Regions from separate parts of the Homo sapiens genome. Here region 1 is linked to region 2. A link is an interaction called in ENCODE POLR2A ChIA-PET data of the cell type or tissue named here. Cell type or tissue: K562. All regions are shown on one strand. Links, peaks and the distances in the headings refer to the core of each region. The heading gives the core; the rest is flanking DNA. Region 1 overlaps MIR3659HG (MIR3659 host gene). Region 2 holds the start of LINC01343 (long intergenic non-protein coding RNA 1343).

Region 1 (11,504 bases), core at 7,441-11,440, 120 kb before region 2:
CTCACTTCATTTCTAGACCCCGACAAAGATGTGACTTGTACTGCTACACTGACAATGTAACGAAGCATTGATGTGCATGGAGACTGGGAGAGGAAGGTGGGCAGAAAGGGCAGGTGCTGGCTAATGGGATGCCACATCACATTATCATTGTGCAGGAACCATGCCCCCTGCAGAGGATAACAAGGGCTGGAGGTAATGAGTACCAAACAGGCCTGAGGAACGCCCCCCGCCCTGCTGTGCAGGCTGGACTCCTACCCTGGGGCTTGCTGCTCCATTCCCAGCTGGACTGGGTTGCAGGGAGCGGTGGGACTGATCAGACTCAGGAAGCGTTAGAAATCCAGCACCAGCTGTCTCCTGGAGGCTGAAAATCCCCTGGGACTGGCCACCTCCTCCTTTCTCATTCGTGCCATGCCTAAGGTTATGCGGATGTTGGTTAGAGGCCTGGGGATGGCCACCCAATTGGAAGAAACCTGTCTAATGCACTTACCCACGGCCACAGGGAGATCAGTAGCTGGCCAGCCCATGCTCCTTTGAAATGCCTGTGGATATGTGCTGCATAGACAGAGGGTAGTGCAGAGAGAGAGGCTCCTTTCTAGTGTGGGGTACAGCCCCCCCCACCCCCCCACTGTGGAAGGCAGACTGCTCCAGAGGACACCTGGTGGGGGCCAGGCCTAGTTCTCTCCCTTCCAGTTCTGGAGCAGAATGCCTGCCCCCTCTACCTGCCGTGAAGCAGGCCATGCCAGGGCTCCTGGCACTTCAGAGGATGCTTCCTATCCCTTCTGTGGGTCTCAGCTCTCCAGGTCCTGTGGAGGGACTGGGGCCACAAGAGAGTTGGCGATGGGCCTATGTGTGTTAATTAACCTGGGGTAGTCTTTGTGGACTGTGCCCTGAGGTCAAGGATGGACTCTTCCCCAGGGACTGACTGCCTTGGGGACCAACTGAGCCCAGAAACAACTGTGCCCAGGGACTGACTGCTGACTGTGCCCTGTGCCCTGGGGGACCAATGATGCCCAGGAATCAGCTACATCCAGTCACTAACTGTGTCCATGGAATGACTATGCCCAGGAACAACTGTTCTCAGAGACCCTTTGAGGGCTCACTGTGTCTGGGGCTCATCTGCACCTAGGACTGACTTTGCCCACTGTCACTATACCTGAGAGCCAACTGGACCCAGACTCTACCTGTGCCCAAGGATAGATTATGCCCAGAGAGTATCTGTGACCAGGGACCATAGAGAGTGTCTATGTGCCCAGAGACAGACTGTACACAGGACTGACTTTGCTTAAACACTGTTTCTAGGGACCAACTGTGTCCTGGTACTAGCATTTTCCAACAATCAACTATGTTCAAGGACAGCTGTACCTGGCAAACAGCTGAGCCCAGGCACTGGCCCTGCCGAGGGCTGGCCTAGGCCCAAGGATAGATTCTATCCAGGGACCTGAGGCCTGCTGTGCCCAGGGACCAGCTGTGTCAGGAAACAAGCTGTGCCCAGGGACTCTGGATAGGGGGAAGCTGGGGACAGAGACTCTCCCATGTGGGCATAGACTTGTGTGCCTGGCATACAGGCTGCCCAGCTGCATGCCACATGCCTGGTGTGAGTGCCTCTGGCAGCAGCTCTTATTCTGGGACAGTGGGAGGAGGGCCCCTTGCCCTTTGTGGAGGTACTCTCAGGCTCCTTTCCCATTTTGGCACCTAGTGAATAGGGAAGGAGAAAGAGCACACAGAGGGCTGGGCGCTGAGGCTCATGCCTGTAATCCCAGCATTTTGGGAGGCTGAGGTGGGTGGATCGCTTGATGCCAGGAGTTTGAAACCAGCCTGGCCAACATGGTGAAACCCCATCTCTACAAAAAATACAAAAATTAGTCAGGCATGGTGGCACATGCCTTTAATCCCAGCTACTCCAGAGGCTGAGGCACGAGAATCGCTTGTATTTGGGAGATGGAGGTTGCAGTGTGCCAAGATTGCACCACTGCACTCCAGTGTGGGTGACAGAGCAAGAATCTGTCTCAAAAAAAAAAAAAAAAAAAAAAAGGCACACAGAGCTATTGAGCACCTGTCCTGTCATGTGTCAGCACATGCCTGGTCCTTTCTTCCCCATATGTCATTTTGTCCCCAGGACTACCCCATGAGGCAGCAGTTATCATCTTCATTTACAGATGGAAAAACTGAGGTTCACAAAGATGAAAGTTCTTTCCTGGTCTTTCTGACTCCAAAGCTCTTACCTGTAGTGAGGTCTGCCTATTTCCACACTGCACGTGGGTCTCCCTGAGTGGAGGGAGAGGCAGGGGCCTCCCAGCATCTTACAGAAGAGGAAGCTGAGGAAGGACCAGATCCCAGGCATCTGGTCTGCAACTGGCACACTAAACCTGTTCATGCCAGTGGCCCTGACTTCTCAGGAGAAGGGCACTTGGCTGGCCTGGTAGGAAGGGCTTCCTGGAGGCTGCATTCCTGGTTGCTGTCTTGGAGGCAGGAAGGCCAGGGTGTGGAGGCCGTCTGTCCCATCACAAGCCCCCTTTCATGATGCTCAACAAGGCTCCTTCAGAGGCCGGACTCGGCTGTGCAAACACGCACATCTGGGCTGCTGGCTGGGGCGGGGTGGCGGAACTCCCCCACAGCTGGCCAGCTGCTCCTGACCTTCTGGACAAAGGGAGCTTTGGCCCTGTGGGGGTTCCCGGGAACTTGGAGCTCTGGAGGGTATAGCCTCTACCCAGCCCTCCACGGGGGGCAGTCCTCTCTGGCTGCCGCCTGTCATTTTCATCATAACTGGAACTCTGCCTCTGACAGCATTTCCTGCTGAGGGCATGCCCTTTCCCTCCCTCGAGGGCCTGCACCCAGCCAGAACTGAGGAAAATAGAACAAAGGCTGCAGGCAGAAAGAAACTCAAGCGGCAGGCAAAGAAGCATCTAAGCAGCCATCCCAGTCTAATCCCCATCCTCTTGGAGCTTTTAATTTCGTGGAGGAGAAAGACACAAGCCAGATAATCGCGCACGCACACACACACACACAACTGTAAATAACAACAGACTATGTAGTGTCCTTCAGGTTTTAGGCACTGGCTTGGTGCTTTACATATTTTAACTAATTTCGTCCTCACAACAACCCTATAATAGGGAGATACTATTATTATTCCCATTTTACAGACCAGGCAGTTGAGGCACAGAGAAGTTAGGTGACTTGCTCAAGGTTACACAGCTAGTAAGTGGCAGAGCCAGGATCTGAAATTAGGAAATATGCATTCTTTTTTTTTTTTTTTTTTTTTTTTGAGATGGAGTCTTGCTCTGTTGCCCAAGCTGGAGTGCAGTGGTGCGATGTCGGCTCACTGCAACCTTCGCCTTCTAGGTTCAAGCAATTCTGCCTCAGCCTCCCGAGTAGCTGGGATTACAGGCGTGCACTACCACACCCAGCCAATTTTTTGTGTGTTTTTGGTAGACCACGTTGGCCAGACTGGTCTCAAACTCCTGACCTCAAATGATTCGCCCACTTTGGCCTCCCAAAGTGCTGGGATTACAGGTATGAGCCACCACCCCCCGGCCACGGAAACATGCATTCTTAATGATGCACATTTGCAAACCACCGTGAGGTCCATCTCAGGAGGAGCTTGGATGGGGAGTGGGGAAGCCACTGGGGAGGGCAATGGGATTCAAGCTTCGAGAAGATCACTCTGGCTGCTGGGTGGAGGGCAGATGGGGGTCCAGACTGCAGGCTGTCAAAAGAGACCTGGTGAGAGATGACAGCGATGCGGCCTGGATTAGGGCAGGGGCAGTGGGCACCAGGAGAAGAGGGCAAGTTTGGGAGAGACGTAGGGCCTAGAATGGTGGCACCTGGTAGGTGAGTGGGTGTGGGAGGGTGCCTTAAGGTGGGGTTGAGGACTCTACCCTGTGTTTGGGAAGTGAGCCAACCAGCTGTGTCTCAGGTGCTCTCTCCACCTGCCCGGCAAGCCCACCTCGACTCTCCTGCTTCCTGGGGGAAGAGGTGGCCTGGGAGGCATGTGGGAGGCTTTCCATGACTGCTGAGCCCTAGCTTCCTGGAGCATCCCTCAGGGTTCGGGGAGAGTAGGTCACTGGTAAGTGGAGGAAGCCCCGAACCTGGCCTCAGACACAGATTTAAATCCTGACTCCTCTGATGAGCTGTGAGACGTTAGGGGAGTCACATATATCTCTGGACCTTAATTTCTTACGAAATTTGGGAAATGATGCCTGCCTCACTGGGCCTGCATACGACAATTAATATGGAAGTGGACTATGAAGGTGAGGGTGGAGGAGCTGTTTTGTTGTTGCTGTTCAATTGTATCATTTGAGGCTTCTTTCCACGTGGCAGGAGAGGTGGGCTGGTGGGAGGCTCGGGAGGCCTGGACGCCAGCCTCTAAGAGGTCACGGGATGGTGGACATGATCCCATGATGGGCCTCAGTCTCCGGATCTGGGATGTGAGCCCCCGATGGGAGGCAGAACAGCCAGGGTGGTCCTGCCAGGCAGGTGGAGAGAGTGCTGCTGCAAGAGTTAGGCGCTGAGACAGAGCTGGCCAGAAACAGCATCCCTCGTTCATTCCAAGTTCATTCACTCCTTTAACAGACATGCCACTGAACACCTGCACAGTGTCAGGCCCCATCCTAGGGGCTGCGATATGATGAGGAAACAAGGTCATTCAGGTTCTGGCTTTCTAAAGCTCATCGTACAGTGGGGGCAACAGATAGTAAAAAAATCAACAAGGAGGGTTGAAACAGCAAAATGTTCTATGAAGACAAAAAAACCAAAACCCAAACCCTGGTGATGTAAAAGAGGGTGAGGGGGAGAAGGGCTCCTTCAGATAGGGCGGTCAGGGGCAGTCAGGGGAGGTCTCCCGAGGTGGTGACAGGTGAGCTGAGGCTAGGCTGATGAGAAGTTTAGGGGAAGAGCGGGCAAGCTCAGGTGACTAGTGAGGAAGGAGGAGTGTGACAGGAGAGGCATGGAGAGATGGGAGAGAAGCCAGGTCAGGTGAGGCAGGAGAGAACGCGGTCATGCCAGGCTTTGCAGGCCCTTCTAAGGAGTGTGAACTTTGTTCTGAGAGCAATAGGAAGCCTTTGAAAGGTTTGAAGCAGGGCGTGACATAGTCTGATCCACTGTCTGGATGACTCCAGCTGCTGTGCAGCGAATGGATTGAATGGTGGGAGGGACTGTGATGCTTAGCGACCTCTGGCTGTGACGCCTGCCCCAGCCCTGCTGTGAGGATGCTCCACTCTGTCTGCTTAGGACTTACTTGCCTTCCACACTCTCCCCAGCCCTCTTCTGGGCCAGCAGCTCCAGGCTGTGCCAGAGTTCCCAGAAAGCACCAAGAATCTTGAGGCAGAGGACTGACTGGCTGGCCTGGGGAAGGCTTGGCAACCCAAGTGCAGGTACAGTGGGCATGGGTGTGGCTGCCCTGCCTGCCTCCACCCTCCATGCAGGACAGGTACCCCACGCCCACCCCCACCCCTCATGGGGCTTTTGAATTAAAAAGTCTTAACTTTTTCTTTTAAATGGCAGCTCTGTGTACTGTACATGGTAATTAATACATTAGCATTTATGCAAAATACCATCACAGCCGGGCTGGTATGTCAGCTGCCTTCCTGAGCTGCAAAAATGTGAGCGCCCCGAGGTACCTCAGACAGGCCCCCGCCCCTAGCAGACAGCTCTGTTTGACCTGCATCATTCACTAACCTGTCTCGGGGAGCCTGTCTACATGCACACATCTGTGTATGTTGGCCAATGTAAATGCTGCTTCTTGTGAGTGTCTGTGGTATGCATATGTGTCCTTGTGTGTGGATGCACACGTGCTGCTTGTGTCTCTACAAGCAGATACAAGGATGCCCTTGTACACAACACACGTGCTGCTTGTATAGACATGAGTGTTGTCTACGAGGGCATCCTTGTGTCTGTGTGTGTGCCTGTGTTGGTCTGGGCATGAGTGCATATGAGTCTATGGTTTTATATGTGTACATCTCAGAATGTGTGTGTATGTACATTTTGTTTTTTTTTCTTCCAGGTTGAAGCGATTCTCTTGCCTCAGTCTCCCCAGTAGCTGGGATTACAAGCACCTGCCAACACGCCTGGCTAATTTTTTAATTTTTAGTAGAGATGGGGTTTCACCATGTTGGCCAGTCTGGTCTCGAACTCCTGACCTCAAATGATCCGCCCACCTTGGCCTCCCAAATTGTTGGGATTACAGGCGTGAGTCACTGTACCTGGCTGTGTATGTACATTTCTGTGTGCCTGTTGTGCTTGTCTGCCGGTCTATGTATTTGTGACTGGGTGTGTCTGTGTGTTTCTGTGCATCCATGTGGGCTGTGCATGCATGTGCATATGTGCATGGATATGGATGTTCATGTTCATATGTGTATATCAGTGGCTGCCCACGCTTGAATGCCTCTGTGTGGGTCACTAGGTATGTCTGTGGGATCTGCTATTTGTGTCTGTGCATCTGTGTGTCAGTATGACTATGTGTGTGTCTCTGTATGTGCATTCCTATGCATGTCTCAATTTGTGTGTGTGTGTGCGCATGTGCGTGTGAAATGCTTGCTAGACTGACTGTGAAATGAAGTTGCAGCACAGTGGAAAGAACAACTCACTGGAGACAGTGACATGCGTATTCTCTGGACCCTGGGCACCCTGCCGCTGATGGGCTCACAGGGCAGTGGGAGAGATGAGCCCTTCAGTGGGCAGTGAGGACCCGGGTTACTGGTTGATGGCAGAGGCCAGCGCAGGGTGCTCCTCGGAAGCTCAGTTGGCCCTGAGTAGGAGTAGGGGTGAGGTGGGGTTGGGGAGAGTTTCTGAGGCGGCGGCTGTTGAGTGGGATCCTGGAGGGTGACTAGGAGTTAGCCAGATGAGAAGTAGAGTCTGAGGAGCACGGATGTGGCACTGTGACAGCACCTGGCCTGTTCAGAGAGGCTGGAGACCAGGAAGGAGCTCATTGTCAGGAGTCGGGGTAGCTGGACTAGACCACCCAGGGCGCATATCCTGAGGGAAGCGGGACTCACTGGAGGCCTTCAAGAAGGACAGGGTCATGGTCAGGGTAGAAATATCACTCTGCTTTCACAGTGAGGAAGGACTCAGAGGGATATGCCAGGAGACAGAGATTGGAGCCACGGCAGCAGGGGGAAAGGAAAGGGGATGGAATCAGAGGGTATTCCCGAGGTAAAACGATTAGTATCCAGAGATTGATTAGACAACAAAGTGAGGGGAGGGAGAGGGAGGAGCAGGAGTTGGGGGACATCCAGTTTGTGGCTGCAGAGATTGGATGGTTGATGAGGATGTTCACGGAGACAGTGAACACAGAAGGGTGAAGGGAAGAGTTTTCTTTGGAGGGAAGGTGATGAGTTTTAGACATCTTGAGTTTCAGATACCTATGAAATGTAATTTGTTCATTCATTCTTCATTCACTCATACATATACCATGTATCAGGCATTTGAGAAACCAAGATGAACGAGACAGAGAGACAGTGGAGTTTAGAAAGAATTACAAAGGCTCCGGAAGCTGGGACCACTGTAGGAGAAGGGAGAGAGGAGAGACCTGTCATGCAGAGGCCTGTGGGTGGGGTAAATAGGTTAACCTTTTAGGGAAGACAGTGGGAAGGCATGGAAGGATTGTGCAAGTGTGGGGGCTGCCATGTCAGGTGTGTACTTTAGAAAACCTTTCCTCTTCTTGCACATGTCCATTGTCAAGGGGTCCCTGGTTTTCTAATCTGTAAAATGGAGCTGATGATCTGGGCCGTTGCCACACAGTTGCACAATTGTGAAGTAGATTAATGCTGGGTCCTGGTAATGTGTCCCTGCCCTCAAGGAGCTTACTGTCCAGTGTAGAAGCAAGCACAGAAACAGACACTACAATGTGGTAGATGCTGTGATGTGGCCAGCACATAGTAGGTGCTCAATAAATATTTGTTAAATAAATGATTGATTGAATGGATAACAGCACAAGGATCCGTAGGAGCTGAAGGAGGTTTCTCACTCACCAGGAGGTAGAGGGGTTAAAAAAGACTTCCTTGGTGAGGTGCTGCACAAGCTGGGTCCTAAAGAATGATTAGGAATTAGCCAGGGGAAGAGGGGAGGGAGCAGCACAAAGGCTGGAGGTGGAGGAGGTGCGACAGGACATCATTTAGTGTGGCTGGAGCAGAAGCTGCACAGTGAGGAGAGGAGGGGTGCAGTGGGATATGACAGAGGCCATATCACAAAAGATCCTGAGTGCCAGGCCAAGGAGCTTAAGTCCTCCACTCCCCCAATAAAGAACGTGGAGCCACTGAAGGCTTTTAAGCAGAGGAGTGGCTGATTAGTTTTGTGTTTTCTAGAAAGCACTCTGGCCTCTTGGCAGGGAGGTTGGTGATGGAGTCTTTTGTGGCTTAGTTGGGGTAATGATCGTGCTGCTGTACGTCTTGGATTTATCTTAAGGGATAGGGCACCAAACTTTTTTTCTTTTTTTTAAAAATTTATTTGTGACAGGGTCCTGCTCTGTTGCCCAAGCTGGAATGCAGTGGTGCAATCATAGCTCACAGCAGTCTTGAACTCCTGGGCTCAGGGGATCCTCTGACCTTGGCCTCTCGAGTAGCTGGGACTACAGGCATGCATCGCCCCCCACCCCCACCCCCGACCCCAGCAAATTTTTGTATTTTTTTTTTTTGGTAGAGACTGGGTCTCACTATGTTGCTCAGGCTGGTCTTGAGCTCCTGGCTACAAGTGATTCTCCTCCCTCAGCCTCCCAAAGTGTTGGGATTACAGGCATGAGCCACTTTTTAAAACTGTTTTAAAACATAGATTGAAGCATCTACAGACCAGGCAGTGGGAACCCTGGCTTCTACACTTTACCCTGCTGTTCTCTGGCTCTGTGACCTTGGATTGGTCACTTAGCTTCTTAGGGCTTTAGATGGTTCTTGGGTAAGGAGACACAGTTAGAAAAGGGAAGGACATTGGGAAGGGCTTTGCGTGGCTTCCTGGGATATAGGGTCCCCTCAGGGCACAGGAGGCACACTGGGATAGGGGGCAGCTGCCTTCCTTCTTCCTTCTCCTTGACAGGAAGAGGAGGAGAAGAGTGAGGACAAGGATGAGCTCATGTATTTTCATGCTGTGGCCTCGACACCCAGCCCCTTAGTCCCAGCTCACAGAGGCTGGGAGGCTGCTCTGGAGTGGGCTGACCCCTCCCGCAAGCAGGCACTCTGCTATTGTTCAAAATGGAATTGGTCCCAGGAAGCTTGGAGCTTGTGAAAGCCGCTATGAATTTTGCAAAACAGCTCTGAGGCGGTAAAGCATGTCAGGAAAATCAAATGCGGAAATCCCTATTTAGAAACCCCACTCTGGACAGGCATGGTGCGCCGGGAGGAAGGACTGGGTAGGGGAGGGGTATGGCCTAGATGCCCCTCCCCTGTAGCCTGGGAGGGTGCCCAGCACAGCTAGGAGGGGAGACCCCTTGGCCCCACCTTCTTTCCAACTTACCTGGTTTCCCAGATTTGAGGCCCTCACAAAGCACCCCCAACCTTTTCCAATGCACCTATACTTTTTTTTTCTTTTGAAAGCAGCTTTATCATTTTGCAAAAAAGGATACATATGCTCATTGCAAAAAATTCAGACAATATGGAAAAGTTCAAAGAAAAATGTAAAAACCACCTCAGATTTTACCAGCCAGAGATAACCACATAACATTTTGGTGAACGTCCTTCCAGACTTCTCTCCTTGCATAAATATACACAAATAGATTTCACGTATGCAACTCCACCCTGAGTGAAATCAGACGACACATGCTGTTCTGTCACCTGTTTTTTTCCTCCCCACTCAGCAATATGTCATGGACATCCTTCATGTCAATTCATACAGATCCACCTCATGGTTTTAATGCCTGTATTATGTGTATGGATATACCAGTATCTGGATATACCTCACTTTACTTACTCAGTCCCCAGCTGATGGAGATATATGTTTTTCCAATTGTCTTGATCCCTGCAATGAATATCTAGGTGCATATATCTTTGCATGTTTCATTGATTCATTCATGCTACAGATGTTTTTTGAGTGTGTTCTGTGTACCAGCCCAATGCCAGGTACATAGGAAATGTACCAGCCCAATGCCAGGCATAGAAATCATGAATAAAACAGACATGGTCAGTCCTGGCTGTGGTGGAGTTTATGATGTAGTGGGGAGACACGGTGTCTGGCCCCTGCCATCAGGAAAGACAGCAGTTTTTTGCAATGAGCGTGTGTATTAAGCAGTTACACAGATACTTATCCAATTAGCAGTTGATCTGTAGTACGAAGGAGAAGTACACATAGTACGAAGGAAACGTACAGGCTATGACAGAATAAAACAAGAGAAGCTAACCTGAGCTTGGGAGTCAGGGAGGGCTTCTCTGAGGAGGTGACATTCAGCTTGAAAGATGAGTGGGCAAAAGGCAGAGTCAGGATGAAGAGGAAAGCACTGGTGAGCATGGGAGGGGGACAGCAAGAGGGTTTCACTCAGAAGGAACAGTGTTTTTAATTATTAACACACGGGAAATTCCTCAAAATGAAATTGCTGGGTCGGAGGGTAAGCAGATTTTGCATTTTGTCACATATTGTAAACTGCTTCTCACCAAGGTTTTACATGTGTTCCATCCCGTAAAGGGTATGCCACGAGGTTGTTGTGAAGGTTCAGTAAGAGAGTGAGCGTGGAGGGTTAAGCATAGCGCTGTCACATAGGCAGTGAGCTGGCCACTGCTGTTGCCATTATTATTATAATTATCTTTGCCAATCTAATCGGTGAAAAATGATATCTCATCTTTGTTTTTAACCAATGTGTCTTTTTTTCGACTCCACAGGAAATTGAGCCCTTGAGGGGGAAATGAACCATCTTTCTTTCTTAAGCCACCTTTGTCAGGAACCTTCCTGTGCCCCTTGGGGAGGCAGGAAATGTCTAGGATCCCTGGCCTGCAGTCCCATCCTCACAGCAAAGCCCCTAGGACTTAGAAATGACTCCAAGTCCCACGTGGCTCTGGGCTTCCAAAAGCAAGCGCCAATCAGAGAAGGTGGAGAGGAGATGGGAGAATGGTTTGGAACCTGTGTGGGACGGTCGTCCCGTGGAGAGGGGCAGGCAGAGAGGTGGGGGCCCTGGAGGCAGAGTCCCATGCCATTAGGAGTGCTTGGAGATCCCAGGTGCTCCTGAATGATATTAATGCATCTATATGAATATTAATAGCATGGCCATTAATATTAATGACAATAATAAACAAGTGTGAGGATTATTTTTAAAGAGGGCTGCTGCTCCAGCTGTTGCCTCCCTTCATTAATAAGCTGCTGAGATTCTCAGCCATCCTTTCCCCAGACCTCTGGCAAGACTCAGTGGCATCCTCAGGACCTCTGTCTGGGTAGGGGTGAGCCGAAAGAGCATTTTCCCAACATTTTGGATGGAAGGAGAATCAATGCAGGAAACCCTGAGTTTCCGTCCAAGGAGGTCCGGGCCATGTGAGTGGGCATGGGGCAAAGGAGGGATGAATCGGCTTGTGTATGGGAGCCAGCTGTGAGGACCCTACTTC
Region 2 (17,263 bases), core at 5,214-9,213:
AGACGGAGGCCCTGGGGGTCATATTGCATGGCTCACCTTGGCTTCCCCAAGACCTCAGGGCAGTTCTGTGGTTAGAGGACACAGGCCGAGAGGCACCTGGAGGGAGGGAGGCCAGGCCTCACCAGGGCCAGTGGCCAGGCTGGAGGGAATCACTGGTTGAATGGTGCTCAGGGTCCTGGAGCTGGTGGAGGTGGGTTCCCTGCCCTCCCCTGGCCCTGCATGGCCCCCAGGGCTGTGAGTCTGGGGACTGGGCACCTCCCCTGGGCCTCTGGCAGGGAGCGAGCAGTGCCTGAGGCAGGAGGCAGGCAGGCATGGCGTGGTCCCTGCCCATCTGGGGAGTGCTTGGTGGCTGGCTGGAACTGAGCAGTGGACGGCGTTTGGACTCAGCAGCGTGAGCCCAGCTCGGAGGCTGCGAGGCAGAGCCGTGAACGCCAACAGTCTGGAGGCAGGCTCCGGAGGGAGACAGGCTCGGGCCCATTCGCTGAGCTTGGTTCCCACGACAGCTCAGCAGACAGATGGACCTGGGAATCCTCACTGCCTGGCCAGGAGGGCGCACACATGAATGGAAATGCAGGCACCCCGGTGGGGAGGGACAGGCTGGAGGTTCCCAGGGAGGGCCAGGGGGGCGAGCCAAGGAGCAGGAGCTATGGCCTGGGCTAAGCGGTTAGATAAACCAGTTGGGTGTGCTGTGCTTCTTGGTTAGACTGATCCCTGGGCCTCGGCCCAGGTATAGCCCTGACCTTGACCTCAGGCTTTGCCTTGATTCCAGCCTCAATCTGAATCCTGAACTGGAACCCAGACTGAGCTGTGACTCTGGCCTCTGCTCAACTGGGCCGGGACCTTGGTCTTAGACTGAGCAGACTGAGCCCTGACCATGACCCCAGATTGAGCCCTGATCATCAAATCCATTTGCCTATGTCCTTCTCTGAAAGCAGCCCAGAGCCGACTGCCCACAATACTCACCAGTAGGGGTGGGTAAAAGGTGAGGGCCGGGCCCAGGTGGTACTGACAGCCTCTGGATGGCACAGGAGAGCAAGAGCAGAATTGACTTAGAGTGGTGGTGGGGTCGAAGGGTGGCATAACTGACCAGGAAGAGAAGACTCGCCTGCTGGGATGGAGACCAGAGGGCAGTGTCCCCTGCCCACCTTGAGCAGGTCCAAAATTCAGGCTGAGGAGGACAGAGCCCAGGTGGGTGGGCTTATGGGGTCCCAGGAGGCAGGAGGCAGGAGGCACTTGAGAATGAAGCAGGAAAGGCAGGACTGCCCGCCGGAGCCAGGGAGAGGACAGTGCGAGTGCAGTTGTGACCAGAGCTGGGGCCTGGGGAGGAACCCTCTTCCCAGGACCAGAGTCACCTGGAGCTCGGAAATCAGCAGCACCTAAGAAAGACAGGCAGGCAGAGGCCCAGCAAGGAGATGAACGCAGATCATTTGGGAATGAGCCAGCCAGGAATGACTTTGGTTAGGGGCTGGTGGTGATGATGGAAGGTGTGGAGTATTAGAGGGCACTCCCTGTTCTTGGTACTTCCAACTATGATCTGATCTAGTCCTCCTAACAGTTTAGTGAGATCTTGCAGCAGCGGCCCTGGATGCCCCAGTCTCCAACTTCCCCTGGGCACTCACTGCCCCATACCTGCCATGACTCTTCCTTAGGGTTCCTCTGGCTGCCAGAGTGTGCTTCCCTGGCACTGGAAGTGTATGTGTAGGGGGGTAGGTGTTAGGGCCCCTGGGAACAGTCAGCAATGGACTGGGGTGGAAGCATAAAGAGTCCAGCTTCCTCTCCTTCAAAGGAGACAGCTCTGAGGTCAGTTCTACGCTATGTCCTAGACCAGAGGCTGGGGAAGTTTGTTGGCAAAGGGCCAGAGAGTCAATATTTTAGGCTTGGAGGACCATATGGTGTCTGTTGCAACCATTTAACTCTGTCATTGTGGCAGAAAATCAGCCACAGATAATACAGACATGAGTGGGCATGGCTGTGTTCCAATAAAACTTTATTTACAAATTCAGGAGGCAGGCCTGATTTGGCCTGTGGGCTGTAGTTTGCCAACCCTTGAGATGGCCCCAGTAGGCCTGGGTCCAGCGTGGTCACCAGCTCATTCACGCGCCTTTCATTGCTCTCCTCCCCTTCCCAGTCTCACTTCTCCACTCCCTACTGGAACTTCCAGGATCTCTTCTTAAATAAATGACTTGATCTTGAATTCTTGTCTCTAGGTCTGCTTCAGGGGACCCCCAATCTAAGACAGATATCCCCAATTTCACATGAAGAGACTGAGGCAGCTGGAGGCAAAGCAGCTTGTACAAGACCCCACAAGAAGAGGAGGAGTTGCTTTCTTGAACTGCTGTGGTTTTACCCACAGTCACCGGACCGTGCTGCCGCCCTGGTGGGAGGATGTGTCTGCCTGCACAGGTTGAACAATCTCAAGACACCTTGCTGGAATTGGCAGAACATTGAGCTCATTCGGTCACTACCAGGGCTATCAGGCACAGAGGATGAGGCAGTCCTGCCCTGCCCTCTAGAACCGAAAGTCTGGACAGGGAGTGGCAGTTAAATGTGGGGCAGAATGAGATCAATGTCTCCAAGGGGTAACCCTGTCATCCTCTCCCTTGGATCTTCTCTGGGAGAGCTGCAGGACATGAGCGATCACTCTTTCTTTTCAGATGGGTAAACTGAGGCTCAGAGAGGAGATGGACTTGCCCCAGGCCACACGGCTTATACCTGGCAGAACTGAGTCTGTCCCAGGGCTCTTTGAGCACCTGGGGATGCAGAAGCTGGCGGGGTGGGAGGTGGCGGGGACTGTGGAAGGCTTCGTGGCTCTCATGGGCACTCCAGCTCACTGTCTTTACTGCCACAGCCACTGCTTCTACATTTGCTATCTCATTGGATCATGGCGCCTTGAACAAAAGTGTCCTTACTCATTATCTAATTGAACTCCCATTTTACAGGTGGGAAAATTAAGACCCAGAGAAGGAACTTCCCAGAGAGCTATCCAGTGAGCCAAGTCAGAGTTAGGAGCAGGAGCCTCAAATTCCCAGGAAAGCAGCACGGTCCTCGAGTTCCCCCAAAAGCCAGACGGCATCTTTGACACCTGACTCCCAGGGGCCAGTCCTGGAGAGGACACCTGGCCTGGAGCCAACCTTCCTCTCCTCGCTGCCAAAGCTCTGCTCTCTGGGTTCTGGCACTGTCTGAAAATTCCTCCGTTGGTCTGCTCTCGGCAGAGCATAGATTATCACTCTTGTGCTAATTATTTTTATGATTAAAAGATGATAAATTATTAAACAAAGTCTGAAAAATGTGCCAAGATCTGCTCTGAGGCTGGGCCTGAGAAGTTGCCCCCTTGGCGTCCACGTTAATTAATAAATGAGACTCTCCGTGGAGAGGAGCCACAGCTGGTATATCTGGCAGCCAGGCAGGAGCTGGCGGAGGCCAGATGCCATGCAGGTGGGGAGGAAGGGACTCCCTGGGAGTGCCCAGCCTGGGATTTGGTAACAGAGTCCCCTCCCTCTCTGCTCCCAGCCTAGGACTCAGCGGAGAGCCCCTTGGTACCATCCGAACATCTGGCCTCTGGAAGAGGCCTAGGATTTCAAGCTGAGAAGCTCCAGCTGATACTTTAATGCTGTTCCCCTCTCCAAATGCAGACTTGGGAGCACCCCAAGTGTCTAAAGGAAGGCCGGAGACCAGGATTCAAATCTCTGCGAGCCCATTTCTCCTTGGGTAACTTTTGGGTAGGTCACTCAATGAGACGCCAAGCCTCAGTTTCCTCATCTGTAAAATGGGTAGAAATGACATCTATTTTTGCAAGGGTATTGAGAGTGTTAAATAGGATAATGTCTATCAAGAGCACTCAGCTCCCAGCAGATGGTCAAAAAATGTTAGTTGGGCTGACTTGAAGCTTGGGTTTTTTGCTGTGCTGCCATAACTAGCTGTGAAACATTGGTCAGGCAGATTTACCTTTCTGAGCCTCAGTTTCTTTATCTGTAAAATGGGAATGAGAACTCCCAAATCTTAGGATCAAAGGGAAAACTATATGTGAAGTGTCTAACAAAGAGTAAGTACTCAATTAATGGTGGCTATTTTATCATAATTGTTTATTACAGCGCCAACACACTGAAGTTTCAACAAGTGGGTATTCCTCCTTCACCATGGGCACTTCTTCCTGCATCCTTTGCTGGTTCTCCTCCCTCCCCACCTTACTCCTTGCAGCGCCCTGGGCTCAGGCCTCCATGTCTTTCTTCCTTACACTCTCTCCCTTGTGAGCTCATCCATCTGTATGCTGATGGCTTCCACATTTCTAATGCTAGCCTCGACCCTCTTCCCAGAACTCCAGACTCCTACAAGCAGTTGCCCATTCAAACTCTCCCCTTGGGTGTTTAATAGATATATCAGATCTAATATGTCTAATAATGCATCTCAAATGGAATTCCTCATCTTCCCCTCTGCAAACCTGTTCCCCACCGCCCCTACAGTCTTCCCCACTTGGTTAATGATGGCTCCATCCTTCTGGTGACACCTTGGAGTCATCCTTGATTCTGCTATTTCTTTCACTTCAAATACCTAAACCATCAGGAAACCCGGACAGCTCCACCTTCCACCTCTGTTAGAACCTCAGCACCTAGCCATCCCCCATCACCTCCCCCACTCCCACCACCCTAGCATAAGGCACCATCACATCTTACCTGGACTCTTGCAGTAGCCTACTAATTGCTGTCCCTGCTGCGGTACTTGACCCCTATAGTAATGCTCTACATAGCTGCCAGGATGATCCCTTTAAAACACAAACACTAGACCCAGTCACACCTGCTTATAATCCTCCAAGAGGCAAAGTCTTTGCCAAGGCCACAAGGCCCTGTACTACCTGAACCTCCCCGCTTGCTAAGACCTCCCTCTCTTACTCTGTGCCAGCCACGCCTACCTTGGTGCTTTCCGTGAACACACCAGGGGCACACTCCCACCTTGGATCTTCATACTGGCTGTTCACTCTTCTCATTCCTCACCTCCCTCAGACCTCTGCTCAGAGGTCACCTTTGCTGTGAGGCTTACCTTGACTGTCCCATTTAAAAGTGCACCCCGACATTCTGCATGGTGGCTTCCCTCTTCCATTGTGCATGTCCTCTTCTTACATACTGGAGTTTCTTGAGCCTTGTGTTTGCTGTCTTCTCCCTCCAGCATTATCCGTTTTGTGCCCTGCAGCATTCCCACAGCAACCAGCACAGCCCTTGTGTGGTGGAGGTGCCGGGCATACTGAGATGCATCTGTCAGCATCTGCCTCCTGGTACCTTGGGCCTGCATGTCTGGCAGGCAGGTAGAAGAACACGCTGGCCATTTCAATGTTAAGACAAAGAGGTAGAGAAGGCTGGATGAAGGAGGTGATGACTGAACCATATCCTGAGGCAGCTGGGGTTTCCAGGAAGAGGACAGAGAGAAGGACATTCAGGTGGAGGAGCCAGCAGGTGCGAAGGCTCGGCAGCTCAGAAGCATGCTCTGAGAATGGCAGGTTGTCAATGGCAACCCGGGAAGGGGATGGGGGAGATAAGCTGGAGAGGAGGCAGGTGCCTGGGGTGGGGTGCAGAGGGAGGCCAGCTCAGATCTCCTGATTCTGCCTGGTCCTCCACCCTCTGCATAAGCAGATGGGGCACATGCCCACCCTCGTGATTTCCCAAAGGATACACAGTAGTTTAATTGCCAGAAACAGGATATTAGCAAAATAACCATATTTCATTGTGTCTGGGATGCACAACTATTTTCTACACCACTCAGAAACACTGCCGGCTAATGTGTGCCATGGCATGAAGACCCATGTGAAAGCATGTGCATCTTTCCAGTTGTGGCTTATATGGTAATAGGTAGTATTGCCTAGCACTGTAAAAGGACTTCAGATATATTATCTCACTGCATTCTTGCACCAACAATGGGTACCTATGAGACAAATAAATTAGTTCCCCATTTTACAGATGTGACAACCAGTGCACAGAGAGATTAACTAACTTGCCGTCCAGTGGGCATGTGGTGGAGCCCAGGGTGAAACCCAGGCAGTCTCTAAAGCATTGCCTTCCAACATGCAATGGAGTGTGAAATGCGGAAGCCATGGGGAAGCACAGGAAATCGGCCATGTAAGATAGGAAGCAATGGTTCGATTTATTCAGTGGTGACGTCCACCACAGCTGCATTCCAGTAATCTGCACCCCTCATCCCAACATCCTCACCCTGCTCTGCCTGTGTTGGACAACTCGTCTTCTTGACCGGAGGTGATCTCCCACAGTGAGGTAGCCCTACCCTTTTGTTTCAGCTCTTGGAAAACCCCAAACCTCAAGGCCATACACTCCTTGTGGCCAAGTGAGCATCTTGGCAACTTCCCGGCTTTTCCAAAGAGAACTAACTCCTGCTGGGGGCCCCCCAAGTCACCCCTCATGGCCCTTACTTCTAGTGCTCTGGAAATGGCTGAAACCAATGGATTAACTTGCTTTCCCTATTAAATATTTACATAAACACGCTCGGGAAGGTGTGTGTAAGTTATCAATAATGCAAGGCCAGCCTAGGCTCGGTGAGAGCTAAGAGACCCAAATTGTATCATCATAATCCATTATTCACATATAATGCGTCTATTCTCCTCCATTAGCGCAGGCAGGAAATGCCCCTGAGTGCCGGGCAGGGCTTTGGAAAGCGCAATAAATGGCGGACAGACACATGGCGGGAGGGCGGCAGCTGTAGTTAAACAAGTGTAAATTAGCGCCCAGCCTCGCTCCCTGCCTGCAGCCAGAGCGGCGGGCACAGGCCTGGCAGGGAGGGGTTACAGGATGTGGGGAACTCGCTATCAATCTAGACAGCCCTCATGGCCTCCCTGGAAACCCTTCCGGAGGAGCCCTCCAGCTGGCCGCGTGGGAGACCACGCCTCAGAGAGCACAGGCTTCTGCTCTGCAGGCCTTGGCTGGAATCTCAGCTGCACCACTGAGTGGTGACCTGGGGCGAGAGGGTGGAGGGGGCTGCTGCGCAAGCTGCCCCCACACTGAGCTCCGAGCCCCATCTGTAATACAGGGATGAGAATCACCGTCTCACAAGGTTGTTGCGTGAAGGAAATAAAATGAGAAAGGAGAAGTTCCCAGCATACGGCACACGGGAGGCCCTTAGAGAATGAAAGAACACTCCTCTCCCTCCTCCCGCTAGGCGGTTTCAGACTTAGGAATAAAACGGGAGAAGCTTTGCACCGTACCCAAATGGATGTGGTGCAAAGGCAATGCGAGGTAAAGACAGAAGTGGCTTTATGTTGTCCTCTCGTCAGCTTTGCTGTCCCTGCAGGAGGCTCCTCTCCTCTGGACCCCACCCGAGTGCCCGGTGCTGCGGTCCGTCTCCTGGGCTCAGCAAGCACACTCACCATCGCCACCCCGTCTCCAGGACTTCTTCAGCCCTTAGTCCGTCCACACCCTCTTCTCAGCACTACCGTATTCCCCTGGGAGGCAGGTCCTGCACAGAGACGAGCACATCTGCTGTTGAAACGACCCCAGACCAAACGAAAGTTTTTGATTACCCGTGAACTGGAAGGTGGACTTTTGGTATAAAGAGCACCAGACTGGGAGTTGGGAGAGCTGAGTTCTTATCTCTGTCACCGCTGATGCTCTGTGGTTTGCGGAGAGTCCCATGGCCTCTGGACCTCAGTCTGCCTACCTGTAAGAGTAAGGGAATTAATCAAATGATTTGATGATCACGCATGACTTAGTGAATGTGAAGTGCTAGGTGTGTCTCAGGACCCTTCCTGGCTCCAGAACCCTCAGGATCAGAGGCATCATGAGATTCTAGAATCAATATTCTGGTTCAAGTCATTGCTTTGTCTTGTCTCCACAGCTACAGCTGGATTTTTTCTAGCACCGAAGCTGTGTCGTGGTACAGAGACCCAGTGCCCTGGTGTCAGGTGGATGGGCATGAGCTTGATTCACCTTTTACAGAGGAATCACATTAGCAGCCCCTCCTTACCCCTCCCCTCCCACTGTAAGGGGTCATGAGCCCAATGCCTAAGGGCATGGCAGTGATGGCTGTTCAGTGGAGGCCACAAAATAAAATGTGAATTTGGAAAGGCAGGGAGCAGATGACCAGGTTTTGTACTTTTCGGACAATGGTGTCCACATGTGGGCGGTTTGTCTGGGCCAGACCAGTTCTTGGCTCTGATGCCACCTCCTCAGAGAGGCCCTCCCTGCCCTATCTAAGAGCCGCCCCACTACTCTCTTTCCCCCATCCATTTTATTTTTCTTCCCATCACTACCTGACATTTTATTGTGTACCTACTAGTTTTCTTGCTCATTGTGTGTTTCCTCGACTGGAATGTTGGCTCCATAAGGACAGGTATCTTGTCCGTCTTGTTCTCTGCTGTTCCCCTGAGGCCTGGCCCCTAGTAGAAATTCGATACGTACTGAATGAATGAATGATTGTAGATTCAAATTTAGCACACATATATTGAGCACCTACTCTAGGCCCATCACTGTGCAGGTGCTTTTACATATGTTACACATTTAATCGGCTTAACAATGACATCTATTCATATATATTAAGACCAGTGGGCACTAACATTAAATTTCAATTAAGTGAGCCTGGTAGGAATGCTTCACATCTCCTCCCCTGCTTCATGTGTGCCAGGGGGCTAATCATGATTGAAAGGCTGAAGCAGTTGAATGATGTTGTGTTCCTATGTCCTGATGCCTTCTCCCAGGCTTTCCTTTTTTTTTTTTTTTTTGAGATGGAGTCTCTCTCTGTCGCCCAGGCTGGAGTGCAATGGTATGATCTTGGCTCATCGCAACCTCCGCTTCCTGGGTTCAAGCGATTCTCCTGCCTCAGCCTCCTGAGTAGCTGGGATTATAGGCATGCGGCACCACACCAGGCTAATTTTGTATTTTTAGTAGAGACGGGGTTTCTCCATGTTGGTCAGGCTGATCTCAAACTTCCGACCTGCTTCGGTGATCTGCCTGCTTTGGTCTCCCAAAGTCCTGGGATTACAGGCATGAACCACCGCACCCAGCCTAAACTTTCCTTCTTGTCCTTCCTTCAGTTCAGCTCATCTGCTCTCAAACTCAAGGGTGTTTAGGTAAAAATGACTGTACTAGGTTATATACAAAGAAAGCCAGGGAGCCGATTTCAAGGAATTGAAGAGAAATTTGAACTCTATGCAACTTTTGCCTGATGTACCAATTTTGGAATCAAATGCTCATATGCTATATAAGATTACTGTACTAGCTGCGTGGCTTTGGGCAAGTTACTAACCCTCCTTGAGCCTCAGCTTCCTTATCTGTATATGAAGATATTAATAGCTACCTTACAGAGTATATAAGATCTGCATATGATCTGTATATGATAAGCAATAGGTGGGTTTGAATCCTACTTTCAGCGCTAACTAGCCATGTGACCTTAGACAAGTTTACGTAATCCTTCTGTTCCTCAGTTTCCTCATCTGTTACATGGGTGATATTAATAGGGTGTACCTTTTGATTGGGCTGGACCCTGTTTGCATTCTGCCCTGAAGGAGAGCGGGGCTGTGGGTCAAAGCTGCCCTAATTATAGGTGCAGCATCCGGAGCAAGGTGTTGCTTGGCTCTGCACTGCTGGCAGGTGTGGAAGTCCTTGCCCCATGGGTGAATTCCAGCGCAGTTACTGCCTGTGGGGCAGTAGTTGGCAGGTGGCAAAAGAAAAACTTTAAGAGAACACAGATGGTCACACTTGACAAAAAATGTTCTAGCAACCTCACCTACTGAAATCTCCAAATGTTCTCCAGTCCTGGGTACTTTAAACATACACTGGCCCTAATCAGTCAGCATTATTATAGTCCTTCGTTCATTTAACAAATAGGTATTGAGTGCTATTATGTGACAGGCACTGTACTAGGGAGTGAGAAAACAAGTCAGGCACAGTCTTCATCCTCATGGAGCATGCAATTTGGTGGCCATAGTGATAAAAAAAAAATAACAAGAATAATAAGAAGATGGCATCCATTTATAACATGCCCAGAGCCTGGGCTATGTGCTTTCATATAGCACCTTATTTAATCCTCACAACATTCCTATGAGGCTCATCTTAATATCCTCATTTTATAAATGAGGTACCTAAAGCCCAGAGAGGTGATGCGACTTCTGCAAGGTCCCAGAATTAGCAAGTGGTAGTCGAGACACTGGAATCCAGATCCATCTATTTCCACAGTGTTACTGTCACCTTTTCCTCTGAAGTAGCTTCCAAAAAGGGAGAGTCTCCTGGGCTACCTGGGACCTTCCAGAGGAAGGAAGGGCCTGGTGAGGACAGGAGAAAACAGTTGATCCTGAAATCCCTGCTCAGTGCTGAAGTGTGGAGACTGTCCTGCCGTAGATTGCAGGAACCCTATATGGGGCGAGCAGTAATAAGTCCCAGCTCAGTGTGCGGGTGGAGATGCCCGTGAGGAAGGGCCAGCCACAGGCTTGCTTGGGCAGTGGCCCAAGCTGGTGGTGTGACATCTTTACTGTCTGATTATTTATAGAGTCCCTGGGACAGCAGGCATCCAAGGCAGCTCAGAGGTTATGGGCTTGGGGACCAGGAGAAATAAATAGCCTTCAAAAACCCCAGCCTGGTGGGGGAAGATATGGAGCCAGGATGAGATGTCTGCCCCGCAGTCTGGTGGGGGCTATATGAGGAGAGGAAGGACTGGGGTCCCTGGAGCCTGCAGGGACCATGCTGGGGGACAGCTGGGGGACAGGCCAGACATATCTCTCCCTTGGCCACTGGGCTGGGGGAGACCTGAGAGCCTCAGCCCTGTGATGGAGGCAGTGATCTCACTGGGGAGGGCCTGGGGCCTGGGGCCTCGGACTCAGGTCATCATGCTAGCCTCTTGAGAGTGGCAAGGAGTCCAGAGCAGGGGCAGGAGCCTCAGGCTGTTGATTCTGCAGGAGGTCACTGTTCTATCAGAGTTCTATCAGAGAAGCAGAACGTGTGTGATCCGAGGGCTTTATGCTCGGGGCAAGGCTTTTCCTGATCATGGGAGCTGCTAGGCAGCGGTGTCAGCCTGTATTCACGTGTCTGCTCCAGACCTGGAGTCAGCAGGGCTGGCGGTCAGCAAGAGAAGATGGACAGGAAGAGGAAGTGAGCAAGGACAAGGCAGAACCCAAAAGAATGGCCTGAACACAAAAGGAGGAGCGTCACCAGTTGAGGGCTTGCTGGGATGGCATCTGCTTCTCACTGGCACCTGGGTGGCCTCCCACTGCCTCTAAGCCTCCAACTGATGATATGGGTGATCTGCAGAAGAACTAGCCCGCTTCACCACAAAGCTGCACACAAGCCAGGCCCCGAGTTTGGAGAAGCTGAAAGAGGAGATCGATCTGGGGTTGCCACCCCAAGATCGCAAGCTAACAAGGTGAGCCAGCAGGTGGGCTGCACACGCATGAGCTGAGAATCACCCAAACCCACATAGACCTTGAGTGCAAATGAAGCTGCTGCTCCACTTCTGCCTTCCAAATCTCACACAAATTTCTCTTGTGGCCACCCCTAACCCAGAACTGTGCAGGAAATTCTGGGACATGTAGTTCCAGCTTTGCTAAGTTGACACAGGACAAAGCGTGCACATTCACTGTGTGACTTTGACCAAGTCCTTGACCCTCTCTGAGCCTCAGTTTCACCATCAGTAAAATGTGGGATGGACTCCTCAGTGGTTCCTCTTTTAATGTAAAAAACAAAAACAACAAACAAACAACAACAACACAACCCCAAACCCCAAAACTACAAAAACAAAACAAAAAAGAGGCGGAGACATGGATTTCCTCATCTCTCCTTTGTGTGCAAATGAAAGCGAGGTCTCCTCTAAATAAACCTGCAAATCCCCAGGAGGCTGAGGCCCCAGGTGGGAAGCACCTGGGATAGATCATTTGCAGATCCCTCCTCCTTCGGACAGATAGAATACAAGGCTGAACTTAAGGGCAAGACCTGAGCTCTAGCATTGCTGCTGGATGACAAAGCAAGGTGGTAAGCCTCTCTGAGCCCAGCTTCTTTCCCTCTGTGATAAGAACAATTCTTTTACCTTTCAGGGGTCCATCACATAGATGTCAGATGCTGGGGTAGGGCTCAGAGTGTATAACAGGCTTCTTAGATGGTGACTTAAGATCAGCTTTGTGGAAACCACTGTGCTGTCTGAGGACAGGGAGACAGTGAATTCTAGGACTCCTCCTCAGTGGAGCTCTCTGGACTGTGGGGAGACCATTAACTAATGGTATGGAAACCATTTAAACAAAAGACTGTGGGGCTTCAGGGGAGAGGGAGACAGATTCTGCCTGAGAAGGCTTGTTGGGGAGAGAGTATTTGAACTGGGCCTTGATGAATGGATATAGCGGTGGTTAGCCCAAATGGAGGGAAAGGGTGGTTTAGGAAGAGGGAAGGGCTGGGCAAAGCCTGCAGTTGGGTGCATGCAGCGTGTATCTGGGGACTGGCAAGGACTGTGGTGTCGTGGAACAGAGAATGTGCAGGCAGGAAGAGGAAGGGTAGGGTGGAGAAGGAGCTGAGGATTAGCTTGTAGAGTCTTGGGTGCAAGCTAAAGAGTTCATCCCAGCATTAGCCAGTGCAAGAGGCTCAAGTGTGCAACACTAGAGTCGCCCCAAATGGGACACCAGGGGTCCCCACATCTTCCAGGCCTTTGGGGTAATTCCTTCACATTTGAAAGAGGTAACTCAAGCCCTTTCCACACAGTGGAAGCCCCTAAGTATTCTCAAGGGAGGCTTCCCATCCTTTTCTCAGTCTTCACTGCAGCTGGCTGCCCAGCTCCCTTCTGGATCCTGTAGCACCTGTCCTCACTTGCTGATCTCTTCACTCCAAGCTGGACCCTACCTGATTTCCTCTGCTCGGGGAGTCCACTGGTCCAGGGATGTTGGGTTGAGTAGACTTTTATCAATGGTTTATAGGACAGTGGTGGGGCATTCAGTACCCTCCAGCAGACTCGTGCCATGGGATGAGTATTTATATCACGGAAATCAGCAAATGCTGCACATCAAGGTCTTTCAGCCCCTTCCCTAGAGTTGGTTCTTCAACCCCCACCAGAACACCATTGATTATGCGCAGTTCAAATCACATTTCTTAAGTGAAGATCCTATATCCGGGCCCTATATAAAAACCCCTCAGCCAAAACCCATGCTGGGGAAGTTCCTGCTGTTGGAATTCTTTCATAGGACCCTAAGTTTTCTGCCATATTGCTGGTATTCTCTTTCCATAAACTCCCCACACATCCATTTCTCCCAGATCTTTCAGGAAACTCCACATTCTACACACAATTCAACCCTCTCTTAGTTTTGCCGTCTCTTTCCAGACCACTTCCTAGAGTGGACACTTTATATTTACACCCTCAGGGGCTCGCCAAGTTATTTTTTTTTCTATAGGAAGGAAGTTGCAGATAGGAGAGCTTTAAACAGATTTGTTTTCCCTTCCGCTATGCGAGTCAGCTAAGTTGGATTCAAAAGGTGGTTCTGCAGATACTAAAAGTGATAATTGGGATGCCTGAAACAACGTGGAAAACACTTGTAGGTCACATGCTCAGATCTGCACTCTCACTTCTGGGAATCAATTCTACAGAAACATTTGCACAGATGTATGTATAGGGATGTATGGTGGCACGGTGTGTGATAAACATTGGAAATATTCTAATCGCCTGGCAATGAGGGATAAGTGAAATAAGCAATGGAATGTATAAAGTAGACCAAAAGGTAGAAGTGGGTCTCTGTATATACTGACATGAAATATTTTCACAACATTTTTACAGAAAAAAGTTGCAAAACATAATTTTTTTTTTTTTTGGTAAAAATGTCTTAAAGTATACATATATGTGTGTGTGTGTGTGTGTGTGTGTTTATAGATACAGAAAAATGTCTGGAGGATGAGCCTTAAACTGTTAATAGTGGCAATCTTAAGGAATGGGTGTCTATTGGGGAGGGGCAATGTTCCCTTTTTTATATCATATATTTCTGCATAGTTTGCATTTGTTACCATAAGCATATATTGCTTATGTAATGTTTTTAAAACCAATGATTTTTACAAAGAGAAAATGCTTCAAACACAATGCCAAATATAGATGGTAGGATGCAAAATTGCTTACATATGGTGGTTACAACTCTACAGAAACTCGCGTCTGCGTGGACAGGAATGGAATGAGGAGCATCCCACAAGAAGTGACTGGTGGTTAGGGCGGGGTCCGGGGAGAATTCTTTTTCCTCTTTCAGAAGGCTGGGTAGGGCTGAGATCTGGGACATCTCAAATTCCTCCCAGCACCTTCCTTCATTCCACTCCTGGCCCATGTTCCCGTCACTTACAAGTGGCAGTGGGTATCAACTATTCAATTATTTTTAAATAGTCGAGTGTAGGTCTGGATTGAATAAATCACATTGATGCCAATTTCCAGGGAAGTCCTTTCATATTTTATGATTCACTCCCCACCGTTCCCCCTTTCCTTCCTTGTGCTCCTCCTAATGAACCAGGAGACTGTGCATACTGTTCAGATGTCCCCACTGCTAACCCTCAAATGGAAATGCAGCAGCTGAAAACATCGTGGTTCTGGGTTTTTTTTTTTTTTTTCCTTTTCCTCCTCACAGTCCTGGGAAATTGATATGCAGGCAGGATTATGTTTTGTTTAAAGCTCAGTCCTGGCATCTGAAAGAATACATTACCCAAATTGGTGCATGTGGTTGAAATTCTGCAAAACTCAGTTATGTCACAAGTGGCTTGCCAATGAGGGGTCCAGCCGGGTCTCAGGCAGCATAAATGCCCTGTATCAGAGAGAGTGTAACAGTGGAAAACCATCCACTGAGGAATATTCCTGAAGTCAATAATTTATCTGCTGCTGGTGGAAGGCAGGCCTACCAGGCACCTCTGCCACCGCCATGATCACCCAATATGCCACCAACTCCCAGTCCTGGGGATGAACGCTGCTTTCTTCCTTTCCAGTTCTTTTAAGATTAGAATTTGTTCAAAGAACTGATTGCACATAAACACAGAGACTAGAGGGTTTTTTTTCCTTCTCTTTTCATTTTGTAAAATGGTCGTAAAAGAAAAACAAGTCCGTTTGGAATTTAGAATTCTGAAACTGCAAGAGAAAGAACTGGACTTCACTACGTGTGCTTTGGGGTCTGCACTGCTCCTGAATCTTGTCCGTGACTAGGGCACACAGGGAGCGACTCATTGGCGATAATTTGGGAGTCACTGTGGACCCACTTGCTCTTTAAATGTTGGAGTTTTAATGATTTAGGAACCAAAAGAATAACTAAGGAGCCCAGCAGTCATTACCTCAAATAATGAGACTTTTTAATGCAAAATCAATGTTTGTTATAATGAAAATAGATTCCTCAGCTCCTGCAGGGCCAAATGTACAAATCTTTTCTGCTGTTAAATAAAATGTGATGGCTCATTTTCAGGAGGATGGTGAGCATTTTTATTCAAGAGTAAAAATAAAATGTCAGAACTTATTTACTTCTATTAAGTGCTCATTCTCAATCAGATACTCTAATCAATATCTAATTGGAGGCAAGGAACGGAAAATAATTTTTATGCCAACTTGGGAGAAGGGAAGGAAGGGAGAAGGCAGGCAAGAGAAAGCCATATAGCACATGTTCAGTTATAATAAGGGCAAATACCTATTGAGCAGATGCATAGTGCCAGGACTGTGCTAGGTGCATTACCTGTGTTATATCATCACACTGTCACAATAGTCTGGTGAAGATCGGTACCATTGTGGCTCCCATTTACAGGTGACAAAACTGAGGCTCAGAGAATCTACCTTCTCATGTTTATTATGTGGTGGAGCCAGGATGGAAAACCAGGTCTGTCTGACCTCTCAGCCCTGGCTGCCAATTACTCTATTTATCTGCCCCCTCCATCCTTCTAAAAAACAAGTCTTTTATTTTATAAAAAAAAGTGAGTCATTCTTGAGATTACCCATAGCAGAAGTTTTACTCCTATGAACACTGAAACTGTAAACTTAAAATAGTTTTGGAGGGTAAAGGTTTTTCTTAAATATATTACATACTTCTCTGTCTTGGGAAGCAGTACATGGAGTGACTTTGTTTTAGTGACTCAGAACTGGTTTCCAGACTTACCTCTGTGATGTGAGGAATCTATCGTCTAACGGTGAGAAGTGAGTTGAAATCCTAGCTCTGAAGTCTGTTACTGAGTGCCTTAGGCAAGTTTCTCTACTCCCTTTGTGAAAGGTTGGATCTCTTAATATCCTATGATTTTAAGTTACAGGAAGGTAGATGACATCAATTTAAAGAAGAATCTTCTAAACGTTAGAGTTATCTGAAACTTGGCTGGGCTATCTCAGAAGGGAGAACACTCTCTATCCCTGGAGTTATTCCATCAAGACCAGCTGTGGTGATGATATAGCTGATAAGGCATTGGACTAGCTATCTCCTAGGGGCACCAGCAAACTTCTTCTATAAAGGGCCAGAAAGTAAGTGGTTTAGACTTTGCAGGCCACACAGTCTCAGTCCCAGCTACTCAACTCTACTGTTGTAGAGCAAAAGCAGACACAGGCAATACACAAACAAATGACTGTTGCAGTGTCTCATTAAAACTTTATTTATAAAAGCAGACAAATGGCCAGATATGGTGCAGGGGGCATAATTTACTAACTCCTATTCTAGGCTCTTCCAATGAGAAACTTTATGATTCTCTTCTTGTTCCTTATGTTATTGTGCTGGGCTGAGCACTGGCATGAGGGCCTGCCATAATCAATAATAATGAGTTAATTCTTACATAAATCTCACCATATGCCACATGCCTTCTTAGCTCTTTATTTATCTTTTAACTCCTTTAATCCTAACAATGATCCTGAAAAGTAGTGATATGGTTTGGCTGTGTCCCCACCCAAATCTCATCTTGAATTCCCATGTGTTGTGGGAGGGACCCTGTGGGAGGTAACTGAATCATGGCGGGGCAGGTCTTTCCCATGCTGTTCTTGTGATAGTGAATAAGTCTCATGAGATATGATGGTTTTATAAAAGGACGTTTCCCTGTACAAGCTCTCTTCTCTTGTCTGCTGCCATGTGAGATGTGCCTTTCACCTTCCACCATGATTGTGAGGACTCCCCAGCCATGTGGAACTGTAAATCCATTAAACCTCTTTTTCCTTAAAAACTACCCAGTCTCGGGTATGTCTTTATCAGGAGCATGAGAACGAACTAATACAAGTAGTGTTCTAGTTAGGGTTCTCCAGAGAAACAGGACCAATAGGCTATATACAGAGGTGTATAAGAGGAGATTTATTATGGGCATTGCCTCACGTGATTATGGAGGCCAAGGCG

Evidence for each region. ChIA-PET counts read pairs that join two places held together with the same protein. Peaks named below come from ENCODE experiments on the same cell type or tissue, not always from the same donor. Only the 100,000 strongest peaks of a DNase experiment are listed, where the experiment ranks them.
Region 1: POLR2A ChIA-PET joins it to region 2 with 6 read pairs; 2 of 35 experiments call an interaction of 5 or more read pairs at or near these places.

What each region holds. Positions count from the first base shown.
Region 1 is chr1:38,083,431-38,094,934 of GRCh38, forward strand. The region is part of intron 1 of MIR3659HG (MIR3659 host gene); the gene reads left to right. MIR3659 (microRNA 3659) reads left to right here and starts at 5,801; the gene lies at 5,801-5,899. RefSeq lists an enhancer at 11,092-11,504. In K562, for the core only: no CTCF peak of the experiment used is centred there; no DNase peak of the experiment used is centred there; H3K27me3 peaks cover 2,187 bases.
Region 2 is chr1:38,207,064-38,224,326 of GRCh38, forward strand. It overlaps LINC01343 (long intergenic non-protein coding RNA 1343), which reads right to left and starts at 7,704. Exons shown (of 4, transcript NR_038928.1): 1 at 7,654-7,704; 2 at 5,035-5,388; 3 at 4,671-4,759; 4 at 1,971-3,759. LOC105378654 (a long non-coding RNA gene) reads left to right here. Exons shown (of 7, transcript XR_001737987.2): 5 at 2,208-3,719; 6 at 5,185-5,444; 7 at 5,946-12,177. In K562, for the core only: no CTCF peak of the experiment used is centred there; a DNase peak (open chromatin) is centred at 6,848; H3K27me3 peaks cover 3,414 bases.